2 separate regions of the Homo sapiens genome follow, and region 1 is linked to region 2. A link is a contact called in ENCODE Hi-C or POLR2A ChIA-PET data. All regions are on one chromosome and are shown on one strand. The core of a region is the stretch at or near the end of the contact, and the rest is flanking DNA. Distances in the headings are between cores, read along the strand shown.

Region 1 (3,071 bases), core at 59-2,558, 1.2 Mb after region 2:
CATGGTGAAACCCCATCTCTACTAAAAATACAAAACTTAGCCAGGCGTGGTGGTGCGCGCCTGTAGTCCCAGCTACTTGGGAGGCTGAGGCAGGAGAATCACTTGAACCAGAGAGGCAGAGGCTGCAGTGAGCCAAGATTGCGCCACTGTGCCCCAGAGTAAGACTCCACCAGAAAAAAAAAACAAAACAACAACAACAACAAAAAACAAGTTCTCGGGCGCAATGGCTCACGCCTGTAATTCCAGCATTTTGGGAGGCCAAGGCGTGTGGGTAATTTGAGGCCAGGAGTTTAAGACCAGCCTGGACAACATGGTGAAACCCCGTCTGTACTAAAGATACCAAAATTAGTCGGGCGTGGTGGCAGGCGCCTGTAGTCCCAGCTACTGGAGAGGCTGAGGCATGAGAATTGCTTGAACCCAGGAGGCAGAGGCTGCAGTGAGCCAAGACTGCACCACTGAGCACAGCGAGACGTTGTCTCAAAAAATATATCAGTAAAAATAAAAAAAGAAGTTCGTGTTGGGAGAAACTGAGAAAGTATAGCAGGGTTTCTCTGTATTTATTAATATATTTTTTTGAGACAGGGTCTTGCTGTGTCATCCTGGCTGGAATAGAGTGGCGTGATCTTGGCTCACTGCAACCTCCACCTCCTGGGCTCAAGTGATTTCTCTTGCCTCAGCCTCCCAAGTAGCTGGAACCAAAGGTGCACACAACTGTGCCCAGCTAATTTTTGCATTCTTTGTAGAGATGGGGTTTCACTATGTTGCCCGGGCTGGTCTTGAACTCCTGAGTTCAGGTGATCAACCCGCCTTGGCCTCCCACAGTGCTGGGATCACAGGTGTGAGCACCGTGCCCAGTATCTGTATAATTTCTTAAGAGCTGCACATGAGGCCACAACGATTTTAGTCAAGATTCCAATCAAACCATCTAAGTGCTGCTGTTCTTGCCTCTGAGGAGACAGTCGGCACACGCACCCTAGACTCGAGACGAGGAGACAGTCGGCACACACACACCCTAGACTCGGGACGTGGCATGATGCAGGGGAAGGAACGGTCACCTACGTGCTGCTGTTCTTGCCCGAGGAGCACACACAAACCCTAGACTCAGGACGTGGCATGATGCAGGAGAAGGAACGGTCACCTACGTGAACATCTTCCTCTTTCAACACCTCTCGGAAGGTTCTGTGTGTCCAGAGAGAGAGGGCAGCTCTCTGCCAGTCTGCAGAAGGAAGGTGCAAGGGTCTCCAGGAAAGGCTGGCTACGTCCTCCTCAGAAAGAGGCTGTCGGGCCTCTGAGAACAATCTGAACATGAGGAACTGAAACTGAAACAGAGAGTGACCCGGCCGTTTCTTCATTGCGCAAGTTTCACTGTGAGTGGCTGAGCAAATGCTCAGGTGGAAACAGACCATCAACAGCCCACACACACAACCCCACATTCAGAGGACCTCAGTCCAGCCCCTGGGAGGGCGCAATACACGACCCCACGTTCAGGGGACCTCAGTCCAGCCCCTGGGAGGGCACAACACACAACCCCACGTTTAGGGGACCTCAGTCCAGCCCTTGGGAGGGCACAACACACAACCCCACGTTCAGGGGACCTCAGTCCAGCCCCTGGGAGGGCACAACACACAACCCCACGTTCAGGGGACCTCAGTCCAGCCCCTGGAAGGGTGCAGAGCCCCTCAGCGATCATGGCTGTGCACAGTGCTCCAGGGAAGAGCCTATGTGCAGACCTTCCTGCCATCTGACTGCTTCCTTGAGCTAAATGTCTGGAAGCAGAATTGCAGGAACAAAACTGCCTCCCAGGGGTAGGGCTGGTTTGGTCCCGGGCAGTGAAACAGCCCATCTCTAGGCCTCTGCCAGGAATGGCGTTCCCACCAAAAATGCACACCAACTGGACAAGCCAGACACACTATTGGTGCTGCGTGACCGTGTCCATCTCTGCCCCCGAGGAGATGAGAGCCTCCCATGTTTATAACCAGCCTGCTCCAAGGACTGTCGTCCCTGCTCAGCATGCTGGGTGGGAACCACGCTGCCCTCTCCTAAGCTCAAACTCCATGTTTTCTTTAAAAACTTGGCACCAGGGACAAAGTTCCTCAGAGGAAATAACTGGAAATACGTGCACCCTGGATCCTCAGGGGCTGCTCCCAGATTCTGACTTAATTTATCTGGAAAGGGGCCAGGAATCTATAGTTTCAAAAGCTTCTCAGTTGATTCTAATGTGAAGCCTGAAGTTGAAAACCATTATTTATTTATTTTTTTTTTTTTTTGAGGTGGAGTCTCGCTCTGTTGCCCAGGCTGGAGTGCAGTGGTGCAGTCTCGGCTCACTGCAACCTTTGCCTCCCTGGTTCAAGCGATTCTCCTGCCTCAGCCTCCCAAGTAGCTGGGATTACAGGCGTGCGCCACCACGCCTGGCTAATTTTTGTATTTTTAGTAGAGACCAGGTTTCACCATGTTGGCCAGGCTGGTCTCGATCTCTTGACCTCATGATCTGCCCGCCTCGGCCTCCCAAAGTGTTGGGATTACAGGCATGAGCCACCACGCCCAGCCTGAAAACCACTATTTTATACACGAGACGTTCATTAAAATCCTATAAAAGGACAACACTGGTTTGCAGTGCCATTTCACCTTTACTTTTGACATTCAGGGTTTCCAATGCTCATCTTTAAATTCCTTTGTCTGGGCCGGGCACCAGCGGCTCACGCCTGTAATCCCAGCACTTTGGGAGGCCAAGGCGGGTGGATCACTTGAGGTCAGGAGTTCGAAAACAGCCTGGCCAACATGGTGAAACCCTATCTCTACTAAAAAACATACAAAACAATTAGCCGGGTATGGTGGCACGTGCCTGTAATCCCAGCAACTTGGGAAGCTAAGGCAGGAGAACTGCCTGAACCCGGGAGGTGGAGGTTGCAGTGGGCCGAGATCGCACCACTGCACTCCAGCCTGGGCGACAGAGCAAGACTCCATCTCAAAAAAAAAAAAAAATTCCTTTGTCTGAACAATGTAAGGAACATTTACTAGATGAGAGGAATAAGAATTCTTCTTTCCAGGGAAAGATACTTATTATGAATACT
Region 2 (3,346 bases), core at 544-3,043:
CAAGAGCTCATCTTTCTTTTTTAAATTACTTGTAGAGATGGGATCTCACTATATTGCTCAGGCTGGTCTCAAATACTAGGCTCAAGCAATCCTTCCACCTCAGCCTCCCAGAGTATGGGGATGACAGGCATGAGCCACTGCTCAGGCCTCTCTTAGCTTTATCTCCGACACGTTGTGATATAGAGATTAATCATTTAATCGCTTAGTGGACACATTGAGATTTGTGACCAAATGACAGCAAAATGCACTGGGAACACACCTTGCTCACATTTTAGAGATCAGTGCTTTGTGTACGCCTGCCCGGCTCCACAGCACATACACTACAACTGGAGCTGTACTTCTTCATGGGATGTTTTTATCTCTCGTGGGCCTGTGTTGGATCATCAGGACACAAAGTTCTGTCCACAGAGGAGTAAGTAGCATCTTCTTTAAACTGTGTCCCACTTTGGGTTTCTTTATTTCTTTTTTTTTTTTTTTTGAGACAGTGTCTCGCTCTGTCACCCGGGCTGGAGTGCAATGGTGAGATCTCGGCTCGTTGGAACCTCCACCTGGGTTCAAGCTATTCTTCTGTCTCAGACTCCCGAGTAGCTGCGATTACAGGCATCTGCCACCACCCCCAACTCATTTTTGTATTTTTAGCAGACATGGGGTTTCATCATGTTGGCCAGGCTGGTCTCGAACCCCTGACCTCAGGTGATCCGCTCACCTCAGCCTCCCAGAGTGCTGGGATTACAGGTGTGAGCCACCACACCCGGCCCCTACTTTGGGCTTCTGATTTATCCCTCAGTGAACAAGCATCCCAGTCCATTTTTTGGGTCTGATCTCCTTGGCTGTGCTCCCCCTAATTTTTTAAAATTGTGGTGGAATACTTTTTTTTTTTTTTTTTGAGATGGAGTCTTGCTCTGTCACCCAGGCTGGAGTGCAGTGGCACCATCTCGGCTCACTGCAAGCTCTGCCTCCTGGGTTCACGCCATTCTCCTGCCTCAGCCTCCTGAGTAGTTGGAACTACAGGCGCCCGCCACCACGCCCAGGTAATTTTTGTAGTTTTTGGTAGAGACGGAGTTTCACTGTGTTAGCCAGGATGGTCCCGATCTCCTGACCTCGTGATCTGCCCTCCTCGGCCTCCCAAAGTGCTGGGATTACAGGCGTGAGTCACTGCACCTGGCCTTCTGTCTTTTTAAGACTGAATAATAGGTGCGGTGGCTGATGCCTGTAATCATAGCACTTTGGGAGGCCGAGGTGGGTGGATCACTCAAGGTTAGGAGTTCGAGACCAGACTGCTCAACATGGTGAAACCCTGTCTCTACTAAAAATACAAAATTAGCTGGGGGTGGTAGAGCACACCTCTAATTCCAGCTATTTGGGAGGCCAAAGCAGGAGAATCGCTTGAACCCAGTAGGTGGAGGTTGCAGTGAGCCAAGATCACACCACTGCACTCCAGCCTGGGCAACAGAACGAGACTCCGTCTCCAAAAAAAAAAAAAAAGATTGACCAATATTTGTTAGTGTGGAGCAGCTGCATTGGGTGTTTCCCTCATCTGTGGGTGGACACTTGGGTGGTTTCCACCTCTAGGCAATTGTGAATAGAGCTGCTGTGAACGTGGGCGTAAAAATCTCTTCAGACCCTGCTTTCAGCTCTTTCGCATGTGCCTGGCAGTGGAGTTGCTGATGACCTGGTGGTTGTGTGTTTCATCTTTTGTGGAACTGCTGGCAGCGGAGTTTCTGATGACGTGGTGGTTGTGTGTTTCATCTTTTGAGGAACCGCTGGCAGTGGAGTTGCTGATGACCTGGTGGTTGTGTGTTTCATCTTTTGAGGAACCGCTGGCAGCGGAGTTTCTGATGACCTGGTGGTTGTATGTTTCATCTTTTGAGGAACCGCTGGCAGCGGAGTTGCTGATGACCTGGTGGTTGTGTGTTTCATCTTTTGCGGAGCCGCTGGCAGTGGAGTTGCTGATGACCTGGTGGTTGTATGTTTCATGTTTTGAGGAGCCGCCAAGCTGTCTTCCACAGTGGCTGTGCCATTTTACTTTCCCACCAGTGGTGTGGGGGCTTCCAGTTTCTCCACGTCCTCACCATTACTCTGTTCTCTGTTTTTTTTTGATAGTAGCCATTTCAGTGGGTAGGAGGTAATATCTTACTGGGTTTTGATCTGCCTTTCCTGAAGATGGGTGGTGGGGTGTCTTTTTTCATGTGCTTAATAGGTCATTTGTGTATCTTCTTGGAGAAATGTCTTTTGCTCAGTTTTGAATCCTTGCAAAACTGTGTTTAAAGCAGCAGGTCTGAGTGTCATCTGTGAACCCCTGGGAGTCCTTGAGACCCTTTCAGGGGACCCTGAGGTCAAAACTATATTTATTTATTTTTCTTTTTCTTTCATTTTATTTTACTTTTGTGAGATACAGTCTCCCTCTGTTGCCCAGGCTGGAGTGCAATGGCGTGATCTCAGCTCACTTGCAACCTCCACCTCCCGGGTTCAAACGATTCTCCTGCCTCAGCCTCCCGAGTAGCTGAGATTACAGGCGCATGCCACCATGCCTGGCTAATTTTTGTATTTTAGTAGTGGCTAAATTTTGTGTTTCAGTTGGTCAGGCTGGTCTCGAACTCCTGACCTCAAATGATCCGACCGCCTTGGCCTCCCAAATCGAAACTATATTTATAATAACAGTAAGGCTGAGCCAGGCATTCACCATGCACTGGCATTTCGAATGCCACTTTACTTCATGTCTGTGCTGTAGTAGTAAGAACTGTAATTTAATTAAATCTTACACTTGTGTACAGATGTATTATTTATTTTTATTATTCGTAAGTTCTTTTTAAAAAACTTTATTAAAGTAATATTTATGTGCCATGAAATTGACCCATTTTAAGTGTACAGTTCCATGATTATATAAGCATATCCCTATGATAAAGTTTAATTTATAAGTTACGCACAGTAAGAGATTAACAACAATAGCCAATCATAAAATAGAGCAATTGTAATAAAAATGTGAATGTGATCTCTCAAAAGAGCTCACTTTACTGCACTCAGCCACTCAGCCATCTGATGACGTGGGATGAAATATGCTCGCATGATGACACGGAGGCCCTGCCACTTAGCATTGGGCCCCCCTTGACCTCCTGCCAATGCGTCAGAAGGAAGGTCACCTGCCCCCAGTGATCCTGGGTCACTGAGCCACAGTGAGCACAGCACCGCCGTACCCCCAACGGTTGTTGGCCAAGAGGGCTGCTAAGTGACTAGTGGGCAGTTAGCGTCGTGGACAGCTTGCATCTGCTGGACAAAGGGATGATTCGTGTCCCAGGTGGGGCAGAGGAGGTCGGCACAAGATTTCATCACGCTGCTCAGCACAGAA

Evidence for each region. Hi-C counts contacts between places; a loop is a spot of excess contacts on that map. ChIA-PET counts read pairs that join two places held with the same protein, here RNA polymerase II (POLR2A). Pooled maps may share reads with other maps.
Region 1: a loop to region 2 is called in a pooled map, with 3 times the contacts of the local background. The contact joins two enhancer-like sites. A Hi-C loop is called at or near these places in 2 of 50 pooled maps. POLR2A ChIA-PET finds 5 or more read pairs at or near these places in 2 of 52 experiments (activated B cell and activated naive CD4-positive, alpha-beta T cell).

The regions. Positions count from the first base shown.
Region 1 is chr16:89,763,748-89,766,818 of GRCh38, forward strand. FANCA (FA complementation group A) reads right to left here. Exons shown (of 43, transcript NM_000135.4): 28 at 1,143-1,319. Among named protein-coding and RNA genes, the nearest start is that of ZNF276, 44 kb to the left of the region's middle. RefSeq lists enhancers at 1,223-1,332, 1,493-1,562. Within about 2 kb of position 1,309, at least 14 of the 41 ENCODE cell types and tissues checked have a DNase peak (open chromatin) inside an H3K27ac peak, as active enhancers do.
Region 2 is chr16:88,590,103-88,593,448 of GRCh38, forward strand. All of the region lies in intron 3 of ZC3H18 (zinc finger CCCH-type containing 18), which reads left to right. Among named protein-coding and RNA genes, the nearest start is that of ZC3H18, 21 kb to the left of the region's middle. RefSeq lists an enhancer at 1,609-1,858. Within about 2 kb of position 1,794, at least 4 of the 41 ENCODE cell types and tissues checked have a DNase peak (open chromatin) inside an H3K27ac peak, as active enhancers do.